5 separate regions of the Homo sapiens genome follow, and all the other regions are linked to region 4. A link is a loop called in an ENCODE intact Hi-C map of the cell type or tissue named here. Cell type or tissue: PC-9. All regions are shown on one strand. Each heading gives the region's core, and the rest is flanking DNA. Links, peaks and the distances in the headings are about the cores only. Region 1 has its middle 7.3 kb from the start of SP9. Region 2 has its middle 220 kb from the start of SP3. Region 3 has its middle 300 kb from the start of CDCA7. Region 4 has its middle 220 kb from the start of CDCA7. Region 5 has its middle 47 kb from the start of CDCA7.

Evidence for each region. Hi-C counts contacts between places; a loop is a spot of excess contacts. Peaks named below come from ENCODE experiments on the same cell type or tissue, not always from the same donor. Only the 100,000 strongest peaks of a DNase experiment are listed, where the experiment ranks them.
Region 1: it touches region 4 in a loop (13-fold over the local background); 34 of 110 quality-filtered maps call a loop at or near these places.
Region 2: a loop joins it to region 4, with 2.8 times the contacts of the local background. A loop is called at or near these places in 15 of 110 quality-filtered maps.
Region 3: a loop joins it to region 4, with 7 times the contacts of the local background. A loop is called at or near these places in 9 of 110 quality-filtered maps.
Region 5: a loop joins it to region 4, with 7 times the contacts of the local background. A loop is called at or near these places in 39 of 110 quality-filtered maps.

The regions. Positions count from the first base shown.
Region 1 is chr2:174,339,924-174,344,608 of GRCh38, forward strand. No RefSeq gene overlaps it. Among named protein-coding and RNA genes, the nearest start is that of SP9, 7.3 kb to the left of the region's middle. RefSeq lists an enhancer at 1-244 and a silencer at 1,658-1,952. In PC-9, for the core only: CTCF peaks have their summits at 1,740 (motif pointing left) and 1,939; a DNase peak (open chromatin) is centred at 1,758; H3K4me3 peaks cover 1,149 bases.
Region 2 is chr2:173,746,941-173,751,780 of GRCh38, forward strand. No RefSeq gene overlaps it. Among named protein-coding and RNA genes, the nearest start is that of SP3, 220 kb to the right of the region's middle. RefSeq lists enhancers at 1-282, 283-782. In PC-9, for the core only: a CTCF peak has its summit at 2,573 (motif pointing left); no DNase peak of the experiment used is centred there; H3K27me3 peaks cover 1,114 bases.
Region 3 is chr2:173,651,084-173,655,923 of GRCh38, forward strand. No RefSeq gene overlaps it. Among named protein-coding and RNA genes, the nearest start is that of CDCA7, 300 kb to the left of the region's middle. In PC-9, for the core only: no CTCF peak of the experiment used is centred there; DNase peaks (open chromatin) are centred at 1,398 and 1,848; H3K27ac peaks cover 1,608 bases.
Region 4 is chr2:173,569,567-173,574,406 of GRCh38, forward strand. No RefSeq gene overlaps it. Among named protein-coding and RNA genes, the nearest start is that of CDCA7, 220 kb to the left of the region's middle. RefSeq lists a silencer at 3,447-3,506. In PC-9, for the core only: CTCF peaks have their summits at 1,944 and 2,156; DNase peaks (open chromatin) are centred at 2,145 and 2,535; H3K4me3 peaks cover 1,412 bases; H3K27ac peaks cover 1,853 bases.
Region 5 is chr2:173,399,797-173,404,636 of GRCh38, forward strand. No RefSeq gene overlaps it. Among named protein-coding and RNA genes, the nearest start is that of CDCA7, 47 kb to the left of the region's middle. RefSeq lists a silencer at 2,700-2,869. In PC-9, for the core only: CTCF peaks have their summits at 2,782 (motif pointing right) and 2,992; a DNase peak (open chromatin) is centred at 2,775; H3K4me3 peaks cover 1,465 bases; H3K27me3 peaks cover 1,632 bases.

The DNA.
Region 1 (4,685 bases), core at 1-4,000, 770 kb after region 4:
AATTTGAGCGAAGATTTTGATTTTTAGGAAAGAAAAAATAAATTCTTGTTATTAACAATCAGCAAAATGTTTTCTCGGAAACTGTTCTGAAACACCAAGTCGCAAAGTAGCGATAAAACAGAACGAAGGTCCCCAGCAGGGAGTTTGCAGCGTGACATTCAATGGCTTCTTCCTTCTCCTTCTTGAGCTCCCCGCGGCCAGGCTGCCCCGCTCTTCTTACTCGAGTTTTTCTTCACTTTGGCCATTTTCTCTCCCCGATCAAGCTGTTCATAACCGGGAGCCCCCCACTCCCTAAGCGCCTCTGGTCGGGGGATGGTCTTCCGGAGAGCCGGCTGGCAGGGACGCGTTTTCCGGAGGGGCTTCGGGCCGGGGCACTGGAGGCCCAGAGGGTGCCTGGCGCGTTTGGGGGCCGCGGGCTGGCGGCGCGGAGTAGAGGGTGTGGTGGGTCTCCCCAGGAACGCGGGCGCCCGGGCGTCGGGCCCAGGGAGCTTTGTTTCTCGTTGATAATAAAGGCAGATCAAAGGGCCCGGTCGTGCAGGTCCCGCTGGCCGCGCGGCTCCCTCCGCAGGCCAGTGATCAAGGCCTGTGTGCGCTGCCTCTGCCCCGCGGGTCAGCGGACGTCCATCACCCAGGCTCCCGGGAGCGGCGGGCGGCGGCCCCGGACCGAGCGTCCAGCCGGGAGACAGCAGTCCGCGGAACCTGAGCCCAGAGGCAGCGGGGCCCCGGGGCCCCGGCCGAAGCCAACAGGCGAAAACAGGGCCTAGGCCCCCTGCCCGGCCTCCCCCAAGCCCTAGGCGCCCCTGGGGGCGCGGGGAACCTTGACCTGAGCGGGTGGCGACCGGCCGGCCGGTGATGACCAAATTGGAGACAGCGCGCGTGGGAGGCGAGATCCCGCCAGTTACAACACGAGTTCGGTCCCCAATTGCGGTGGGGCCTCGCCTCCCCAGGGCCACCTCGGGGCCCCAGAGGCCTGTGCCTTTCCGGCTCAGGGGCCAGAAGGAGCTGGAGGCGGTGGTCAGGGGCCCAAGCTCAGAGGCGGGTAGCGGCCTGGAGGTCGGTGGGGGCGGGGGACGCGGCCTGGGGGCCCAGAGTCTCGCCCGGGCCCGGTAAGGGCAGTGCGATTTCGAGTCCCCCGGTTTCCCTGGCATTTCCTGTCCCATAGCTTCCAGCGCAACAGAGGAACGAAAAGCAAGTTTTCCTCGGCCCTGCGCCCACCCAGCCACGATCCGCACCATCCTCCAGCGTTTCCTTTTCTGACACCAGTTTTCTGCCCTTGGAATGAATTGGATTCTACCTGATGAGGAAAAAGAAAAAGAAAAGAAAGAGATTTTCTTTCCTCGAGGAGGGAAACAACATTATTTTGACTAGATTAGATTGTGCACCTGAATGGTGCGTCTGGACTTTCCGTCAAATCGTTACAAGTCGTGTAAAATTGAATTTCTTTTTATTCGGATGGAAACTTTATTTATTTTAACTCTAATCTTATTTGCATCTATTATCTGTATTCACTAAGGCTCTCTTCCACTACAAAAATGCAGATGAAGTAAATCTCACATAAATCCCGCCCATTTGTGTAATTGGTATACTAAGTGTTTATTTTAAGTGAGAATAATTTAGCTACAAATTTTCTTAAGGAATAACATTCTTAACACATTAAAAAAACTGAAAACTCTGATTTGCTTTTATGTTTGACAGTAGCTCTTGATTCCCATAAGAGGAGCTTAGCTAGTGCGGCTCGCTGGCGCCACCTAGAGCTCCGAGGCGGAAAGGCCGTCGCCTGCCCGGCTCGCGGCTGTCAGCGCGTGGAGACCGGCTTTTGCCGCGAGCAGCAGCAACCAAGAGGATCCTGCGAAGAAACGCGACAGTTTGCGTTCCAGCGGGGAACGAGCCCTGCTATTGGGGGTGGGGAGCACTACATGGCAGTGGCTTTTGGGCAAAAGGGTCGTTTCTGGAACGTGCTAACTGAAAATCCAAACAAAACAAAATAACGACCGGTTGGCCCTGGTCTTAGAATTGTCCATTTAACATCCTTTTCAAGGCAACTTCAGGGTCTTCCAACTTAAGAGTTGAGAGGGCTGAAGCGTTGTCGGCGGCGACGTGGACCCCAGGATGTGGGGATCCAGCTGTGGACGCAGACCCCTCTGACTCTGCATCCGTGGCTCCCGGCCCGCGAGGCCCGCGTGGACTACCCGGGGCCCGGCTGGAACCAGGCCGATTCAAACAGGCCACCAAACCATCCCACCCCCCTACCCCCTCGTGGGCAATCAGGGAGGCAAGGGACCCGCCGCTTTCGCAGCCCCAACCCGAGGCGGGCCGGAGCAGCCTTCTGCATTGCCTTCGTCCTCCGGCGGACACCCCAGCCCGAGTGGGGCGCGGGGGGCGGCTGGGCAGGCAGGAGCCGGGCCGGTCGCGCAGGGCCCCCGAGGGCGGCGAGAAGCCCCCAAATTCCCCGCTCGAGGCCTCCCCAAAGGGTGCGCACACCCTCCTGGAGCAAACCGACCCCTTTTGTCCTCTCCTTTTCCCTTTGAAACCCAAATCTGAAATCGGGTAACAGTTGGGGGCGTTGGCCGATTTTCTCTCCTCTCAGCGTATCGTCCTCCCCCTGCCGCCCCTTTCCCTCCTCTTCCAGTCCACTATCTCCCCGACCCCAGCCCGTCTTCATACTGCGTGGAGTGACTTCCTCCTCCTCCATTTTTGTGCCCCCCACCCCCAGCGCGTATTTATTGTATTTTAATTTAAAAAGCGACACCTTCAAACCCTGCGCCCGAGGCGGCGGAGGCGCCGTCACCCGCAGCCGCGAGAGCCCGGCCAAGGCGCCTGGGTGCCGGGCTCCCTGAACTCGCGCCGGGGAGAAGCAGTGCGTTTCCGGGGACTCGCAGCCACCTTTGCGGCGGGTAACTCGGCTGGGTTTGTATTTGCTGTTTTAATACAAACCCCGCCGCACTGCCTATTTCAAAGATGTGCTAATTACTACTTGGATAGCAGGGCGCAAAGTCCTTGTCCATTTCCCAGTACAAAGTAGGTTGCTAGAAAATTTGAAATTGCCTTTCAGCCTAAAGCTGCCTTACCTGAATGTCATAATTACAGTAATTATGTACATCCAAATTACATGCTAATTAAATTAGAATCAAATCGTTCTAAATCGAAATCAAATGAGGTAGTGAAGAATTAATCAATGACAACATAAATAGAGAGCTTCCTTCAGAGATATTTATTGTAACGATACAAGGAGGAATTTGATCTGAAAAAGTCACCTGTTTGTTTACTTTCAAATTAGTAATCAGTTATTATCGCTTCTCCATAATTTTAACCGTTCAGTGTTATTTACCCCCCACCCTTCCCAGACGCTGGAGTGTATAGAAATATGTATGAGGTAAATACATACAGACATGCCTCCCCCATATATTGTTGATGTAAATATAGACTGTGTGTTTGCATCTCCAGTTAAGGAAAGGGTTTCAGAATGTCCGTGGGGACACGTCCCTCCAGGGCCGGCTGTCGAGGACCCGGAAAACCACAGCCCCTAAGAGTTCCAGATTTTCCAAGACCCTTATACTCTCTTCCTGTAGAATTTCATACTGGGGGTTTTGCATTGTTTTGCAGGCATGTAACCATTTCTGGGTGATTCATTTATCTATAAAGGAAATGCAAAGTGGCAGGGTGTCTGCCCCAGTCCGCATTCTGCTTGCAGATTGCTGACGAAAGTTGATATCTTCATGTTTGTCCCAGGAGCTTCATAAAGCGCCCTCTTCACCTGTGGAGCCCGAGCGACCAGAAAAATTCGCTCGCTTTCCTAACTGCTGAAGGCGAGTCCGGCCCGCGCGGGGGACTGCGCCCGAGGCCCGGCAAGCTTAGGCGGGGACTAGCAGGGCCCTCGGCGGGCGGGCCCCCAGCGAAAAGGCCTGAGAATTGCTTCTGGGGGGTGGCTTGGGCCAACGGGGGCGAGGGAGCCGCGCAGAGGGCAGGCCCCGACCCTTCCCCGCCGCACCTTGTGGGTCGGGTGTTGGGCGGCCTCCTGGCGCGGGAGGCGCATCTGCTAGGAAGGGTGTGCGCTCCCCCCTTCTCGGCCTCCCCATTTCGGTTTGGGGTGTTTTCGCAAGGTTGCCAGACGGTGCATCCAGAAGGAAACCACCAGAGCACGCAGGGGGGCGTCGCCTCAGGATGGGAAGGGGCGACCTCAGCCAGGATTCATCCCATCACCCTACTCCACCCCCATTCCGGCTTCCTTTAGGTTTAGGGCGACGTCCTCCTGGGAAGCCCTGCTCTGTCAACCCAGGAGCCCTCGGACCTCCACTTCTGTCCACCCCCTCGCGAAGCCCTTCAAGCCCAAGGGACTGGAGAAAGGCGGCTCCGGGGCAGCTCGGGCCGGAGGGTGCGTTTCTTTTCATTCCAGGCAGCTCTCCGCGTTCGTCCCGCACATCTTCGTCATTACTGCTACATTCTGGGCATTCTGGGGGTGATAAGTGTGGCGTGAAGGGAGGAGAAAGGGGAAGGTGCTGTGGAGTTACCTCTTCCTTTTCCATTAGCAGGAACCGGGTTTTAGGAGCCTCGATCAGGTAGGAGAGCTTTCAGAGGCCCCCGCTTTCCCAAACCTTAGTTTCCCCGGTCTGACTTGTTCCTCACAACTTTTTAAAGGTCTTTCTCCTTTTTGATCAGAGAATGCTCCCAAGGCCTGCAGGTATTGC
Region 2 (4,840 bases), core at 472-4,471, 180 kb after region 4:
TCAGGAATACATTAGCATGCAGATCTGGCAGAACGGTTTCCCCTAGTCCTTGCAACACACCTCCTGCCTGATTCCTATCCAAAATTCTAATTAATAGGAATCCATATTTTCACACAGCTCTGGCAGTTTAAATATGCAAGTGCCTATTCAATGCTCCGAAGACCCCAAGCACCCTTTCAGAGCACATGGCTCTATACAAGGGCTCCCGTGTCTGAAATGCAGACGGCGCCTCGCTGTCACCATCCTAACAGTGTGGCAGCTGCGCTTCCCAAAGCCAGCAAAGTGGGTCCTGTGTGTGCATGGAAGACATGCCTCAGCCACCATCCACCATCTGCCTGGTTGGTGGGTGCACAGCCTCAGCATAGAGAGACAGCTGCCCCTGACAATGGGGAAAACAGCAGCACTTCCTCAGCTCCTTTAGCAACAAGAAAAAAAAAATGTCTGCAGGAAGAATATGTAAAATTACTGCAAATTTCAGATGCAACTGCTATTATGTCTCCTCACAGCTAAATGATCACACGCAGTAGGATGAGGTCTGTTTAGCAACTGTAACAATTAGGCACATTTATATAGAATAAGGCACTAACAAGGCTAAAAGACTATTGTCCTGGACAAAGGGTTCCTCTCATAGGCTCTGCCATCATAAATGATACCTTTAAAAAAGCCTCTTCCTAAAGACTTCTTTTAAGTAAAATGATGATCACTAATTACTTTGTTGTGAGCACAAATAAGAATTACTTTCTTCAAAAATTCTAACTAAATAAATTACTCCAGTCAAAAAGATGTACTCAATTAATTCTTTATTAAGGGCGTTGTAAAATCTAAGTGATTGTTCCAGAGAAGTTAGGCAGTGCCAGGAAAATATTTATCACTTAGCTTAGTAATTATTTACTTAGAAAAAGTTCAAAAAAGGCCGGGCGCAGTGGCTCACACCTGTAATCCCAGCACTTTGGGAGACCAAGGTGGGCGGATCACGAGGTCAGGAGTTCGAGACCAGCCAGGCCGACATGGTGAAACCCTGCGTCTACTAAAAATACAAAAATTTAGCAAAAATTTAGCTGGGCATGGTGGGTGCCTGTAATCCCGGCTACTCAAGAGGCTGAGGCAGGAGAATTGCTTGAACCCAGGAGGTGGAGGTTGCAGTGATCTTAGATCACGCCATTGCACTCCAGCCCAGGTGACAGTGGGAGACTCTGTCAAAAAAAAAAAAAAAAAAAAGAAAAGAAAAGAAAAGAAAAAATAAAAAGTTCTAAAAGTTAAAAAAAAAACTCCAGGCTGGAGCAAGCTGGCAGCCTCTGCCAAGGCAGGCATTCATCTTTTGCCCGTTGGGTTGGGGGCTACCTGGAGGGTCTCAGGGAGTGGCCTGAGGGGGCCACACGGGGGCCTTGGGGGAAGGACTTGCTTCTGACAGGTGAGCAAATATTTCAGTATTGTAACTAGCATAGCTATGCCAGTGTATATGCCAGATGAACGAGGGGCCTAAATAGATAGGTCACATTTGGCTGTTTCATTAAAGATCCCCCGATGTCCTCCACATTCTTATGCATGAGATCATGGGTTCCCCGGAACACAGACTACTGGGGGCTTTGCCCACTGGAGAGATTACTGAAGAAACTAAATGCACACATAAGCCACCTTCCTTAGATATGTTATCTGAGCAAACATAAAACAATCTTAAAAATCATAATATACTCTACAGATTCTTGACTCTCCAGCTAGCAGTGAATAAATGTTCATTTTTTCAGCCTAATTGTTTTCGGACCACTGACTAGAATTACAGCATGAAAAGGCCACTGTCATGTTCAGTATACATTTTTAATAGACATCTTTAAACATTTAGACAAAATATTATTTTTAAATGGCAATTCTTTAACTGGTAAATGTAATTATCTAACTTTATAAAGAAAAAAAAACCTGACAATCAAAATATTCTGTCACTGCTTTAACGAAACACCTAAAATATCTTTTCAGCAAATGAAATGATTCTTTATTTTACGCTTTTAAAAATGCATTAGAATAATTGCTCTGCAACAAATCACCCTCTCTGCTCCGAGCTTGGCTGCCACATTCCTCTCATGTCCATCAATTGTGCACATTGTCATGATACCCTGATGATCACCAGGGGTGAGTCCCCCTAACAGTATGTTTATAAGAGTATTCGGTTGAGCAATCTGCAAAATAATTGTATTTCAATGGAGATATTATACTGTGAAAAAAATCTATTACATGTCAAGTGCCAGATGAAGCAGTTATAGAACCAAGACACATTTATTGGTGCTTTTAATCAACGCAAATAACTTTGCAAGCTGATCATTCCATTGTTTTCTTGTGATTTTAATTTGCTTCTTTAATAACAGAAATATACTTTTCAACTAACAGTCATCACTTGACTTCTGAATGAACAAAACACTAGATTTTTTTTTAATATTCTGGGTCATATCTCTGTATGATTGGAATCTGTTTTCCCAAAGTCCTAGGGCAAAAAAAAAAGTACAGAAGGTAGTGTCCTTACAAAGGTTGTCCAGAAGTCCACATTTTCCTTAAGTCCAAAGAGAGACTAAGGGACCCTTAACCCCATCTGCTGGTGGCAGAAGAGTTGAGGAATTTTTGCTCCAGTGCATTTTATGTGTTCCTCTGTAAAGTTTAATGTTCAAGCAGGTTTTTTGCAGCCTTTGTATTAAATACAACGTGCTTTCTTTCAGCATGTGGGTCATCACCACCACAATGGAGGGTGCTGTAAACTACCTTTTGGGACTAAATTTCAAAACGTACATTTGTATTTCCAGAAAATGTTGAGTATATAAAGCAATCACTCTTTTAAACCTGAACACGTAATAGAAAGCCATAGACTTTCACCGTGACTTGCGATGACCTTGGCAAACCTGACTATGAGCTCTTTGACCTACAATATTGATGAATTCCTCAGGAGAACAAGAGCTCACATTTCCTGAAGGCTGAGTGTGTGCCGGCTTCTGCTTTAAGTGCTCTATAAGCATTCACTCCCATCATACAACAATCCTTTGAGATAAGTCCTATGGTTATCCCAATTTCCTGATGAGGAAACTAAGACGACAGAGATTACACAACTTGCCCAGTCACCCAAACAATTTCCTGAGGTGTCCCCGCTAGATGCTCAACAGTTGTTTGCTGACAGCAACAAACCTGCTTAAGAGAATCTTCTTGTACCAAAAAAAAAAAAAAAACATTTTAAGGTCTTGTCCATGTCTCCACTGCCCACCCAATCTGAATGATGGTTAAAGTCACTCGCTTGGGAAAGTCCAGCATATCATGAAGTTATAGGGAGCTGGAGCTCCCGGGGTCTCTGGGCATCCTTTGTTCTATAGCTCAACAAGCCCTAGCCCTCGGGAAAGTTTTGAATAGCATCCCTTCCTCTTTCTGCCTTTAATCTTATTTGCAGAAAAAATTCATTTGAAATCCCATCCAAACCTCACAGTAGGATTTCCCTTTTAAATATCTGCCTGCCTGTTTTCCAAGCAGGAAGTGTGGCTAATCACAACATTGTAATTGGAAGAGCCCATAGAGGGCTCTCAGCGCCTGTGCTTAGCTCTGGTTACATTCCGCGTTCCTTGAGGCCTCAAGCAAGTGAGGTCTGCCACCAGGAGGGTGCTTCATCTCCACTGTGCCCCCAAACCTGGCCCCGCAGGGCATAGAGAGGAAAGAGGGGTGTCCTGGCTCTGGCCACCCCAGGTTACAGCCTCGGACTCTGCCGTTAGCCATACCCTCTCCACCTCCTGCTCCCAGCCTGCAGCCACGCAGCTCTGCCCACTCATTATCATTAAGCCTGAGCCATCTGAAAGGGACTAATTATCACAGCCCCAGCCCACAGTGCAGTGCAGATCTTGGAAAGGACAGTGCTGACAAGAAGCCTTTCCAGAACAAAGAAAGTCAAACAGATGCTAGACCCCGAGGAACAGCCACCTTATGAGTGGTAGAGGGGTGTGTGTGTGTGTGTACATGTGTGAGAGAGTGTGTGTATGTGACAGAAAGAACAGGTGTGAGTGTGTCTGTGAGAGACCATGTGTGAGAGTGTGTATGTGTGAGTGTGAATAGTGTGAGAGAACATGTGTGAGGGGGGTATGTGTGAGACAGAACTTGTGTGAGTGTGTGTGTGAGAGAGTGTGTGTGTGAGAAAACATGTGTGAAAGTGTGTGTGAGTGTGAGAAAGCATGTGTGCATGTGTAAGACAGGCAGCGGGTATGTGTATGTACACACACCGTGCACAGTATGTGAGCCTGTGGATGCATTAAGTCTGGAGAGGAGGACGTTTTTTGCTGGAGAAATCATTGAAGTTTAGATCAGGAAGCGTCTTGGATCTCAAGAACTGTCTCAGGATTCCAAGAGTTGTGTCTCTTTATAACTATAATATTGAGCACTGATTATGTGCCAGACTGTAGAAAGTATTTCACATGAATCCCAGCATACACCCTATGAACTATGTATACTATTATCTCCACTTTACAGATGAGGAAACAGAGACTCAGAGAGGTTAGGTCATTTCCTCAGTGTCACACAGCTAATTAATGATGGAGCTAAGGGTTGAATCGAGCAGTCTGATGACAGAGTAGTGCTCTAAACGCAATGTTAATGCTTCATCTTATTCCTAATATTAAAGATGCTGTGTGCACTAATTACCACCATTTTCACCCCTGGATCCGAATATTCACACCCATTTCCACAATAGCACAGGGTCTGGGCCAGAGGTTCTTAGATGTTGGTGAACATAAAACCACTTGGGGAGCTTGTTGGAACCCAGAGTCTCAGCTACATCTCGGTGATTCTGATTCCTTTTGTCTGAGGACCTAGGAATGTGCGTCTTCGA
Region 3 (4,840 bases), core at 323-4,322, 82 kb after region 4:
GGGATGACGCAGACGCTTATTAAAGATTGTGCTGAGGGTTTTTTCTCCAAATTTCCTCAGACCCTCGCCATCCTAACAGGCTCTTACTTGTAAAGCTTTCAGTGGTGGCCCTTGACATTTTCTCAGTTGCTCGGTCTGCCTACAGTCTTTAGAAAGATGTATTCATTGCCTCACACCATAAGCTAAATGAACATTTATTCAGTGCTTGGTGTAGGTGCCAAGCATTGTTCTAGACACTGGTACATGGATAGGACAATCAGACACGACCTTACTCGCATGAGGCTTACACTAGAGGCTTGTTGCACCTCCAACTTCGAGGACAGTTCTCCATGAAATAACACAGTCTTCAGTTTCCGCCAACCCCTTAATGTCCATTAGCCCCCAGAAATCTAGCCCACAGAGATAAATAATTCTGTTTCATTCAAGCTCTGTTCATTCTTCCTACTCTCTCCTTTCATTTTTAATCAATCCTTCTTTGCATCCTCCAGCTCCTACACCCCCAAACAGGTAGTGCCCCTCAAGTGCACATAATATTGTAAACCTTTAAAAATTCCCTTTCCTGTTTAGCATCCAGATGCCAATGCAAAAGGAAATTCACTGAACTGAGGATTGCCAAATGCGGACAACCTGGAAGTATTTTGGGGTTTTTGTTGTGTTGTGTTTTTTAGGCTCAAGGGTACATGTGCTTGTTTGTTACATGGCTATATTGCATACTAGCAGGGATTGAGCTTCTAGTGTACTCATTACCCACATAGTGAACACTATATCTGATAGGTAATTTTTCAACTCTCACTCTCTCCCACCTCCCCCCTTTTGGAGGCTTCAGTGTCTATTATTTCCATCTTTATGTCCATGTGTCCATTGTTCAGCTCTTGCTTATAAGTGAGAACATGCAGTATTTAGTTTTCTATTTCTGATTTAGTTCACCTAAGACAATGGCCTACAGCTCCATCCATGCTGCTGCAAAGGACATGCTTTTTTTCTTTTTTATGGCAGCATACTATTCTGTGGCATATATGTACCACATTTTCTTTACTGGAAGTATTTTTGCAAGTTAGGTCTCTACTACACCAAGGTGCTTCATCATTCAGAAAACACAGAGTGAGTTAAGGATCCGTTAAGGGAAACGAGGAAAATCTGAGAAGCCAGTTTAATTGATACTTTAAAGTTGAGAATTACCATGTATGGGTTGCCCCCTGCATTCCTCCCCACACCACCCCTATCCTCCTGCAGAACCCCAAAGTGACAAGAAGGAACATGAATTTGGTGTCAAAGGCAAAAAACCAGGAGGCTCACCCCCAAGGCTGCTTCACCCCTTTCAGGCCTTGACATGGAGGGAAAACAAAAGCTGCCACCATACCAAACCTTTCCAGACTCATCCTAATGGAATCTGCTTGAGTCATGGAAACATATTACAAAGGCTTGCCAACACCAGGGCCTTGTGTAAATCTACAATTGCAACTAGTATTGGGATTGGAGCACCCACAAGTCAGTTAGGACCATCTAAGTCCATAGATTAACCATGCCACTTGTTTGCAACTTTTTGCATTTACAAAAAGAAGAAATGATCGCAGGAAATGAACCCAGCAAATGTATCCTCTGGAGACATGTACCTCTCTCTGGGACATGCCTAAAGTTTTCTTTGACAGTAATAAATGTCAGAAATTGTTATTGAAACAAAGGCAGCTGGTTTACAATTGTGATAAATAAGTTCCCAAATTGGCAAGAATCTCTACGCATGTGTAAAAAGGCAACTTTTCCCGGCCCAAGTGACTCACCAAGGCCCTCCAGGCATTATCTAGACTTACTTTATTCTTTGCAAACACATTGAGACTGCCGTACCCCTTCTGTGCTTGCTCATTTTTTTCTGAGTCATAGCATGAGCTGACAATAGAAGCATGTCAAACAAAACCTCCACATTAAAGCAACGTTGTCTGAAGGGTGTGCCTGTGCCCTCTCAGGCCCTGGCAATGGAGATGCGTATGTATCTACCCCACTTAAAAAATAAAAACTATCCACTTTCATTGTTTTTTAGCAAATGTATGAATAGAAGGGTCATTTTCCGCGTTGATTTCTTTTAACTCCATGTGTTTAAGAAGGATAAAATGCACATTAGGAGGACGGAAAAGCACAGCCGCCACAATATCCCAGCTTTGCGGGTCCTATTCAACTCTTTCTTTTCCCCTTCAGTGAGCTTTGCATAAAGCTTACCCAAACCCACATGGATTTCTATAACATCCAAAAAGAATGACAATGAGTGATGTGATGTAGGTGGAAACTGCCTGAAGAAACCTAAATTGTAACAGGAAAAAAAATTGACATTTTAGATTTTAAATGTTACACAGTTTTTATAAAGCTTCAGTCAATTTATTTTATTTATTCTAATGAAGAGCATTACAACTGCTTTACTGCACTGAAGCAAGCATCGATCACATCATTAATCACACCTTGTGAATAGCCACAAATCAAGTTCTAACAGCAAGCACTGAATCAGGAGCAATGAAGCATAAACTCCTTCACAATTTATGATCTCTCCAATTGCATCTTTTCAACCATTAAATTGCAAGATACCATAAATTTTTATCTTCTTCACTTCAGTCACATTATTGATTCTGCCGTGTGAAATATAGAAGCGCCGTAAATCTCGGCTATTGAATTAAATTTAAAGTCTCGACTTCAGAAAAGAAACCCAACACACTGCCATGGCTGTTAATTTACACTGAGGAACAAATGATAGAAACATTAAAATTTAAATGGACAACAGGGATTTCTAAAAGCCATAGTACTGTCAATCCTAGTCCTTGTCAACCTTGAGGGCTTTTAAAAAATTATTCAAATTTTAAAAAAGAAAAAAATTAAAAATTTTAAAAGTGGAAGGTAGGTAGATTATTCATAGGAAAAAGTAATAGGGAAATTATTCCATGGGAATGGCTGCCAAGACTAGATACTTTAAAGGCAGGAAAGTGGCAGTGTCCCCCACCTCACTCCCCATGCCATGGGACAGTTCCAAAGGAACCCATGTGTCTCACATTCCACTCAGGACACCTCTGGATACAGTGGTGGTCCCACGGAGGCACTGACAGTCCCTAGACAGCTGTGCTCATTGCCCCACTTGCCATCTTGACTTCTGATCCATTTGCTGCCCTGCCGTCTCTCTCCTGCCACCCGGAAGCTGCCTTTGCAGTCTGCCTTGCTGAAGCCTCTTTGCTCTCTGGCTTTCGGTTGGGTGTGGCCAATAGGAAGCACTGGCAGAATGGCGAACGGCAGGGTGGGAGAGGGCTGGGAATGTTCGTTCCCACTCCTTCCCTGCTTTCACGTCAGGGTTTGGCAGGGGTTGGATCCTTCTCTGACTGCAGCTCCAAGTGTGGCGGTGGGGGTGGGAGGCTACTCCTTTTTGGCTCAAGTTCTCACCATCCTCCGGTAACAGCACTCCCCTCCTTTGCCCTTCCAGGACTGGGGTTAGTAAAGGCTTCTCCCTGTTACTCTTCTATAGGTGCCTCAGCCTCCTTGAAGGTCCTTTTAACCTTGCCCATAACTCTGCAAAATGTCCCTTCATTAAATACTCTTCAGCTGGATGTCTGAATGGCATTCTGCTTCCTGTTAAGATGTTGACTGATGCAGAACATGTCAGGGCACAGAGAAGATCCTAAGAGCTCCAGAAAGAGCTGACAGCAGCCAGGCCCTGCAGTAAAAGCCAGAGATACCACACCCCAAAGTGGCGAAAATCTAAGTAAACCTAAACTATATTCAGATCAAGAAATGCCCATTATGTTTTGGCAGATAGCTGTCCCTGGTATTATAAAGGACATGTATGGCACCCAGAAGTGAGACAAACGGGATCGCAACAAGTGGTCTTTTTCATAAGCCACCAGGCAAGCTGAGATCTTTTAGCCACAGAGAATAAAGGAGAGGTTGCTGAGTAAAGGCTGAGTTAGAGGAGAAAATAGGGGCTTGCCTCGGGCACATGCCATTCTAACATAGACAGAGGCAATTGCTAACTCGCTGTGGTGACCAGGGCTGGTTGGAACTCAGCAGACATAAGCAGAACCCCAGCCTGTTCTTGCAGGATCTCAGACAACCCTGTGGTGTGTGAATTGTGATCTGAGGATGCCCAGACTGGCTTCTAGCCTTACCTACTTCTAAGACGCATGAATTTTCTATGTCCTCCAAGTTTCCTTCTGGGGGTTAAGAGAGCTAAAACACAAGATAATGCTATATTATCAGTTTCAGGGTCCAACAAACACTCCAACTCCCCACAAAGGACCAAGGGCTTCTGGAAATGAATATACCAATTTCTCCAACCTAATGACAATGTTAAGAGATAAAGAGATAGAGTCTTTGCCAGAGGTCAGGATATCCCTGACAGCCAGCAAAGACTTTCTGGGACCAACTTCAGGTTCAACCTTCCCCTACAGGTTCCAGGCAGGTCCAGGCTGAACAGGATTTCTGGAATCAATCTTAATTTGATTGAAATCCACATGAGAGGTGGAAGAGCAGAGATCTACATCTCCATCACCTTCAGTATGAATGAAGAACATTCACCTTCTATGTGTGTTCTAGACCAGAGATTCCTGCCCCAGAGTGACTGAACTCCCTTGGACTATCACAGTAATGCCACAAACTACTCAGATGACTTCTGACATCCAGAATAAACAACTAACGGTCTCTCATGGTTCACAGGCCCTTCCCAAAGCTTCTGTTTGGTAAAATATTAATACATTTACATGGCCCAAAATTCAAACAATACAAAAGAGGATAAGGTAAAAAGAAGTCTTTTTCCCATTTCATCACTCAACCATCCAGTTTCCTTTCCCAGAGGCAACAAATACTAGTAGTTTAT
Region 4 (4,840 bases), core at 272-4,271:
AAACCGAACACCGCATGTTCTCGCTCATAGGTGGGAATTGAACAGTGAGAACACATGGACACAGGAAGGGGAACATCACACACCGGGGCCTGTTGTGGGGTGGGGGGAGGGGGGAGGGATAGCATTAGGAGATATACCTAATGTAAATGACGAGTTAATTGGTGCAGCACACCAACATGGCACATGTTTACACATGTAACAAACCTGCACGTTGTGCACATGTACCCTAAAACTTAAAGTATTAAAAAAAAACACACATGAACTTGCACTGTGAAAAAAAAAATATCCAAGTGTCCTCTAATCTAGGCCATGGCAACCTGTCCTATTGGACAGTTAGGAAATTTCTCTTATCCCAATACTCAGTGTATGAAATTCATTCTACATAGACTCCTACCGTGTGCCTCATAATCAGTTCTATTTAAATTAAAATGTTTTGAAAGAGGAATTACTCTGGTGATTAGGACAGACTAGGGAATGCCTCTGCTCATTTTTATTCCAGTATGAGACACACCTATAACTGAGGGCACTGACCAAATGGGTAAGAGAAAGCAGAACCAAGCTTCATGGCCTGGAATTACAGACTTGTCTGGCTGATGTTCGGTCACACAAACATTTTCTCATACTGGTAAATGTCGACATCACCCAGAGGGTGCTTGGTCAACTCCAGTGCAAACTATTAACCACATTAGAGAAAATAGCCCTGGAGAGGTATCGCTCAACCGTTTTAACTTCAAAAGATGTCATGAGAAGAGCCACAAATTATTATTGCTGACAATTTGTACAATATGTCCCTGGTGAAATGTGTGTGTCCCTACACTGCACCATTTTACATAACAATATGAAATATTAAAAGGGAAAAACGTTTTGTAATAAACAGCAGTTTTGCTGATTGCGGCTGATTATGTTAAGCAGCTTGTACTGTGGGTGTCAGAGGAGACTTAATAGCTCCTATAACTAATCTCCACGACTGACCTCTCCCCTCGGCTGATGAAGCCTATTCAAAAATCTGCTGCCCTTTGCTCATTTTCAGATCTTATATTTCTGAACTGTTTGGATCGTGCATATATTTGCTAAAGTTGTTGTGTACAGGATTTGTGTGTGTGTGTGTGTTTAAAAAAATATACAATCCATGAAGAAAGATTCCTGCCAGGGCTGTCTTATGCATTATTTAAAAAAAGGAACAAACTACACAAACAGTAAAAACAACGCATATTTACAACATTCATATCAGATACTGTGTCATTTATTATAGCTTAAGACCGTTTCTGTATTGAAAGTGTGCGAAGAAATATAGGGCCAACATTTTTTACTCTAACTTTAAAATAAAGGGTAAAGGATGTCTTTCTGGGGAAAAGCGTCATCTGGGCCATTTCATCAGCCTCGATGGCTGGTACTTAGAAGCAAAGTGCTATTCAATCATGAAGCAATTTCATTTTTCTGATAAAAGTTTTTGATTTAAATGGAATTTCATAGAGAACATTTCAGAGTATAGAGAACTCCTCCATCAGTAAGTGCAGATAAACATGTAAGTGCATATGTGTAAGTGTCTATGATTAACAGTTTGCTCTTCCTCTGTTACCCAAATCCAAGGATGTTTACAAAGCCACAGGGGAAATGTGGAGGTTGGTAAGAGCAGCGCTTTAAAGAGCAGAGACGTCAGTCCTCCCCACACTATTCAAATGCAGCCATCCTGGGGAAATAAAACCAAATAAAGACAAAAGAGGGAGGGAAAAAATCAACAATTCAAAAAGTAAAGTGTGTGAATCTGACTTGCTAGAGAAAGGGGTAGACTCAGTACAACAAGGTCACAAAAAGGTGCAGCCTTCGATGAGACAAATACCGGCTGAAGCTGGCTGATAAATATTTCCTGTAGGATCTGAAGCAGGTTGTCACCAGCAAAACAAAAATCCCTAGGGGGCAGTACATAATTAACAATTTGAAGATGTGGCCGCGTGTCATTGTCTCAAAAGGAGCCAGGGAATCCTGCCCCCAAAAGCACAACCCGAGTTCCCATATTAATCTTACTGTTTCCCTATAAACGAATATCAGTGTTTCCCCAGAGGCTCAGAAGACGCCTTTGCTCTGGGCTGGCAAATGTCTCCTGGCTCATGGTGTCATTTTCCTGTGATTTTAAATCAGCATCACCAAACCTGTTCCTCTAGTCTGAGCAAAATCACACAGCATGTTTAGGAAAGCAAACAAGTATTTTTTTCTATTATCAAAGACATGAATAAAATCGGGACTGAGAGAAGAAATCTATTTACACAGGGTGCCTGAACGAGTGTTTAAAGACTTTTAGAACAGTGACTCTCTAAAAACAACTGACCTTCAACTAAATTGCACCCACACACCAGAACAAAAACTCGGGAGAGATTAACAGAAGTCATAGAGAAGTTTTGGCGTGGTTTAAATATTTCTTCGGTTTATTTCAAGACAGGTTGGAGTTTGGAAGGAGGAAGAGGTTAATTGCCAGAGGTTAATAGAACAAGGAAATACTGAACTTAATCTTGGGGTGGTTCTGGCATTCACTTAAGAGAAGTCAGCAATATTTCCCAGGGGGTAGATCCAGGACAATGCCAATTTCGAGTTTGTTCTGCTGCTGAACCTTGGAAGCAGTGTGGACTACTGCTCAGAGCAACAAATTTGGAGACAGGAGACCTGGGCCACATTCCCACCTGTGACTGAAAGTGGGTGCTCCTTGGGAAGTTTCTCAGATTCTCTGTGTCTTGGTTCCTTCAATTGCAAACTGAGTTCAGATCACTTGCCACCTGCCTACCTAATCAGAATATTGTGAGGGTTAATGAGATTGCACTTGCAAGGTGATTGCCTCATCATATAACTCCAAAGTATTATTATTCATCATAAAGACACAGCTGCAATATTGTATATTGTTACATACCAGATGCCATGTTTCTATTTTTAGCAACCTAGAAATGACAGTGTCTTAGAATTATACAGTGGGAGGGGCCTGGCAATATTACCTGCCCCAAGCTCTGTTCTGGGTCAGGTGGGTGTCTAACCAACCAAAGATGGCTGGCTGTTCAGTCTCACTTTATGTCTAAAGGAGGAAACTCTTCAGCTCGCCTTTCAGAGGAAATTCCAGTGTTATCATTCTGATGGTCAAGAGTTATTGCTTAAGTCTGAATTCTCCCTTCTGTTTTAATTAAAATAATCTTTTTCATTTATTAATATGTATGTGGGTCTCCTTCATGTAGTGATCTTGAGGGGCAGAAACCATGTCCTATGCATTTTTATATTCTTTAAGTCACTTCCTGGTAAGGCAGTACCTAGTAAACACTCAAGAAATGCACTTTGGATTGAATTCAGTTGTTTGTAACTATGTGGGCAGAAAGAAAAACACTGATAGCACATTTCATACTAAGAGCATGGGTCCTGCAGTCCTAGCCCCCTGGAGGCTCAGGCTGGAGGATGACATAAATACAGTTCTGGGCTAACAGGTGGTGTGGCTATGGTGTATGTGCCCACATTTGGAAAGGAAGTTGCACTTCAACTTTCTTTTCCCTAAGACTTTCAAAAAGCCCTGTGGTTTGTGCTATGGCCTGAGTGTTTGTGTCACCTCAAAATTGATATGTTAGAATGCTAATCCCCAAGGTGATGGTAGTAGCAGGTGGGGCCTTTGGGAGGTAATTAGGTCATGACGTTGGAGCCTCTATGAATGGAATTAGTGCCCTTATAAGAAGACACGAGAGAGCTTGCTTCCACTCTCTCTCTCTGCTTTCTGCCCATATGAGGATGGCACGAGAAGACAGCCATCTGCAAACCAGGAAGCAGGCCCCAAACACCAGATCTTCTGGAGCCTTTTGGACTTCCCAGTCTCCAGACTGTGAGAAATAAGTTTCTACTGTTTATAAGCCATCTGGTTTATGGCATTTTGTTACAGTAGTCCAAACAGACTAGCACAGTTTACCCACTAGTGTTTTATGCTCTTAGATACAGTGATTAATGAAAGCTTCAATCAAATTTTCCTGGTTTTCAATGCTGTCTGGTCTATAATTACTATATTAATTCAACCCTATCTCCCATTCTTCCCTCTTTTTTTAAACTTTTATTTTAGGTTCAGGGGTATATGTGCAGGCTTGTTATATAAGTAAGTTGTGTGTCACAGGGGATTGGTGTATAGATCATTTTATCATCCAGGTAATAAACATAGTATATGATAGGTAGTTTTTCAATCTTCACCCTTCTCCCACCCTCTCACCCTCAAGTAGCCCCAGTGTCTGTTATCCTCTTCTTTGTGTGCATATGTCCTCAATGTTTAGCTACCACTTATTAGTGAGAACATGTGGTATTTGGTTTTCCGTTCCTGTGTTAGTTTGCTTAGGATAATGGCCTCCAGCTCCATCCATGTTGCTGCAAAGGACATGACTTTGTTCTTTTTTACGGCTGTGTAGTATTCCATGTTGTATACGTACCACATTTTCTTTATCCTGTCTACCATTGATAGGCATTCAGGTTGATTCCATGTCTTTGTTATTGTGAATAGGGCTGCAATAAACATTCATATGCCTGTGTCTTTATGGTAGAATGATTTATATTCCTTTGGGTATATACCAAATAATGGGATTGCTGGGTAGAATGGTAGTTCTGTTTTAAGCTCTTTGATAAATCTCCCAAATGCTTTCCACAATGCCAGTGCCCATTTTTTTAAAAGATGGGCATAACATTTGTTCACTTTTCGACTGAAAAGGAACCTCTGTCCTTCATAGTTTAAAAGAAAAATTCCACAAGCTCGAGTTCTACCTGCATGCCATTAGGGCTGGCTCCCTTACATGCAACTGGCTTTCACAGATTCTCTGTAAGCTTTTGGCCCCTGCTCTAG
Region 5 (4,840 bases), core at 409-4,408, 170 kb before region 4:
TGATGAGTCTCTGAACTGTCTTTTAGCTGAATTGTTGTTAAATACAAACATGGTCCTTTTTTTTCTAAAGGGGCGCATGTTAAACAATTTAATATTTTAGAAAAATACTTTCCCTTATTTAAATGAAAATAAGTAATGTAGTTTGCAAAGTAAAAGGCAGGGTTTCATCTTTTAGACAAAAAAAAAAATTAAAAGAGAGAGAGAAAGACATGTATTGTCTATTTAACAATCAAAACACTACAATAAAATAAAATAAAATCGTGGTATCATAATAATGAGTTCTCTTTCAAATGGTTTGCTCTGAACTAAATTGTGCTCTTTATGTAATAGAATGACAAATTGTTTAATTCAGTATCAAATATTCATGAGCTGTAAATGTGCTGCATCACCAGAACGGGTGCAAAATCATAAACAAATACTGTAGCATGCACAGAAATGGAAGCTAACAGAAGTGGACGTCTGCACAGATTTTCAACATTGTTGTGGCTTTGCGTCTATGAGAGAGAGAGGGGAGAGAAAGAGAACACCTCCTTCTCCAGCTATCTCCAAATGCTGCCGTGGGAGAATAAAAGGGTGAGAAAGGAACCTGGATGTGGATTCGCATAGCTCCGATTCTCCTGCAGATCAGAAGGCTAAAAGCAAATCAGAGATTAGACCACAATATGACGGAAATTCCTAGACATTTCAAAATGGTGCAGGGCAGTATTTATTTATTAGAAAAGAGTATGCATGTGAACTCTTTTTTTTTTAAAGGTTAGAATGGCTAATTATTCTGAGTATGAATTTTAAAGTGAAGCGTCTTCGATCATTCAGGGAGAAATACATGAGAAACCCTCATTTGCATCATCTACATGGTCATTTGTTTGCCCTTTGCATGGCAGGGCTTCAGAGGAAAATCCAGCTCCAGGCTGCAAGGCTCCGAGAGTCTTCTTAGACCTCTCTGGAACAAATGTATTCACTTAGAATTAGGTTTCTTCTTTTAGCTTCAGCCAAACGCCCTCAGTGCCACACAGGTTTCCCTCTCCTCCCTTTCTCCTTCCCCTCCCCTCCTCTTCTCTCCTTTCTCCAGTATTTATCCTCATAGAAGTGGAAGGACTGGCGTTTAGAAGGAGAGAGGAATATGTCAGTCCTTCAAGGACAACGTACAGGTTCCCTTTGCCCTACAGGGGGCAGACCCTATCATTTCCTAGCTGACACATTTGGCCTCACGGGCTCTCTTCTGGAACCCTTGAGTTCAGAAAGGGTTGAACACTGCCCATTTCCTGCTGCAGTCCCTTCCAGGAGTTCTGTTCCCATGCCTGTAAGCAGTCATTTGGAGTTGCCTAAGAAATCTTTAAGAACTTCACAATATTGAAATCAACTCTTTCAAATGGCATGAAGAATTTTTTGGTTATTAACTCCACCATCTCCCGTTAGCTAAGCTCATTTGTTTTCCCTTGAGAGAAGAGCTCTTCTAGCATCTAATCATACCTAATCTTTCTGCAAAGTTGTTTTCCTAAAAAATTGTGTAAATCAAGTTTTTGTAAATCTAGTCATATGTTTTATGCATCAGGGGAACTTGGAATGTAAAGGAATCTCATGGTGTATGCATACTTCTGTAAAATGAAGATTTGCTCCCTTATTTATTCATTTTTGTAAATCTGAATAATTATTTACTGAGTTGAAGGAGGTATGCCTTTATTTAGGCTTTTGCATTTGGTATCTTTCCATTTTTTATTTTCAAGGTGCCCCAAAATGGCCACACATTCCACCTTTGGAGGAGGAAAACACAGCCAACATGCTCCCTAATTCTAAGTCATAAAGAGCCTCGAAATTCTGTGCCAGTAGTTCATAAGGAGTCCTCGTTTGATCTAGAAAACCAGCAGAAAACCTTGCCGCTGTCCCACAGGAGAGATACACATTTCACACTGACTGGGTTCTACTCCTTCCTTCTTTCCCTTCTTCTTCTCCTTTAGCAAATGAAAAGATGCACAGTACTTGCGATTTCAAATAGAATGGTGTCTGTTAAAGCTTTACCTAGGAGGAATTCCCCAAATCAAGGGACATGGAATTACTCAGCCACAGGAATTCTGGAGAATCCGGTCTCTGAAGATGAAGCTAGAAATGAGCAAAGGTTTACTGTTCGTTGTTTTCCTCGGCAGACAGCGCAGGGTCCTTATGGCATGGAAAGGCTGAGCTGTTGGAGCAGAGTGAAACCTGATTCCCAACATCTGTGCTCTAGACCCCACTCCGAAGGGGGACTTTCTGGAGGTATTTTTCTACTCTCCGTCCCCTGGGTCCCAATTAAGGGAAACACTTTTTTTAGACATGTTATTATCCCATGATAGAAAAGCAGGACTCACTGTTCCTCCTTCCCTCCTTCCCTCCTTTCTTCCTTCCCTCCCTCCCTCCCTCCCTCTCTCCCTCCCTTCCTCACTTTTTCCTTTCTTCCTTTCCCCCATCTAGATGAGCAATGCAAAAGGTCTGGTATTTGAGAAATGTAATTATATTAGTGATAAACTTCATGGTTTAATTTGGGAAATCTCCCAAACCTAAATTCCCAGCCCGGAGGAGTCCAATTAGATCTGGGCTGGGAAAACTAGAATATATTTCAGCGAAGGGGAAATAACCAAGGGGAAGCGAGAACCGCGAATGGCCAAACACTGATGTCGGCTCAAGTCCTCCTCGGAAAATGCCTGTGTATGAGGATAAAGTGGCTGGTGGAAAGTTCACTCAATCAGGGCTGCACGGTCTTGTGGAATAAAATACGTCCAGACAGGGTTACGACGTGCTTTGGATTCCAGCAGGGGGAGCTCTGACTCTGGAAACCGGTCAGTGGCCACCGAACGCTGTTTCACCGGGTCTAGACCTTTGGAGATCAGCGTTCTCTGGTCGCCAAGGTTGGTAACAAGGTCCGTGGGTAATGTCGCTGAACCAGAAACAGAGGTCTCCCTTTGCACAGTCCCCGGTGAGGAAAGCAGTTAACACCTCTGTAGAAACACAGCTGAAGAGGCATTTTAGGAGCAGGTGACCAAAGTCTTACAAAGGCAGCCGGGAAAAAGTCAGGGATGGAAATTAAAGCCCCCGTTTCCTCCTCTTTTTCCCTTCCATACCCCTAGGCATAACTGTTTCTCACTCGGGGGCTGAGCTCTGATATGACATCCTGTGAGGATACCTTTAGCAGGGGGAGCCACAACCCCAATTTTAAAAACTGCCTGTGGTTGGGATGAGCTAGATTTCCTGATGCCATCAGTCAGCTCTGGGCACTGCTGCGCCCTGCTGCTCTCACTTTGGGTGCCTAGGAAGGAGAAACACAATACCTTCGTGCTGTAGCTACATCAGTGCCAAGAGACCCCACTTCCCACGTCTTCTGGACTTGGCTCAGAAGCATCTGCAGAGAGACAAGGAAGCCCCACAAAATGTGGACAAATGCCATTCCAGCCCATGAAATAGCTGAGAAAGAGGGGCTCGGCACAGCATTTTCTAAGCTACGTTGTGTGAAAGGTTGCTGGACCCTAAGGGGCTCCCAGGTATTTATTTCATGCGGTAAAAAGTGTTCTGATGTCAGAGTCTGAGAAAGCCTGTAGGCACTATCTGTGCATTCCCCACTCCCCCAACTTTTGTGGAAAGAAATCTTGTTACAAGTCCTATAAGTTCTACAGTCCAAACAAACAAATGAAAAAGCCCACTTAAATTTGTCTGATCCAGCACTTCCAAAACTTATCTGACCATGACGACCATGACATTTTGTCTTTTCCTTTCCACAAAGCACCTATGTTCTAGGCACTTGTGTCTTGTGGAGCATACCTTGAGAAATACTGAGTATGCATAAAAGAGCAAAGTTCTAGGGGTGAAGAAACTTCTGCATTCCTGTAGATCGGTTCTGATCCTAACGTCTGCTATGATTCTTTTTTTAAGATGGTATTTCGCTCTTGTTGCCCAGGCTAGAGTGCAGTAGTGCAATCTCGGCTCACTGCAACGTCCGCTTCCCAGGCTCAAGCGATTCTCCTGCCTCAGCCTCCTGAGTAGCTGGCATTATAAGAACCCACCACCACACCTGGCTAATTTTTGTATTTTTAGTAGAGATGGGGTTTCACCATGTTGGCCAGGCTGGTCTCGAACTCCTGACCTCAGGTGATCCGCCCCCCTCAGCCTCCCAAAGTGCTTGGATTACAGGCGTGAGCCACTGCGCCAGGCCTGCAGCTATGATTTTTGACATCACGTAGCCTCTCTGAACCTCAGTTTCCTCTTCTGTAAAATGATGACTCCTCCATTCCTACACATCTGCATGGCTCCTGGCTGAAAGGGGAAGGATGGATGTCCGAATATACCTAAAATTTGTGCTCCTGGAGACAGAAATGGATCACACATTTATGTTGAAAGTAGGTTGTAGACTTTTGTCTACAAATAGACAAAATGAACAAAATCTTATGACCAGAGGAGACACTATTCCCCTCTCTTCCTATTTGGCTTATAAATCACAATTCACACCAGTCCTGTGGCTACTTGTATATCTTTATCTGTCTGCTTTGCTTAATCTATGGACTAGCTGCATGCAGCATTCCCTTTGCTATTTATATGCAAGACTGCGAGTTTAAAAAAATTCATGTAATGAATGAATTTTAATTGTTGAGGACATTTATTCAGAGCTTTAATGGGGATTCTACAGATTGCAAGGATTTACAGTCTTTTCTGAGGAATAGCAGGAGCCAGAGTGCATGACGGTGGTATTATAGTTGGGACTGACATTAATGGCATGGTCCAAGTTGTAAAGTGTACACCTGAAGGTTTATTTCTAAATTGCTATAAAGGACAGTGGCGAGGGTGATCAGGTCCTCTGTGCTAAAAGGGCGTTTCTTCT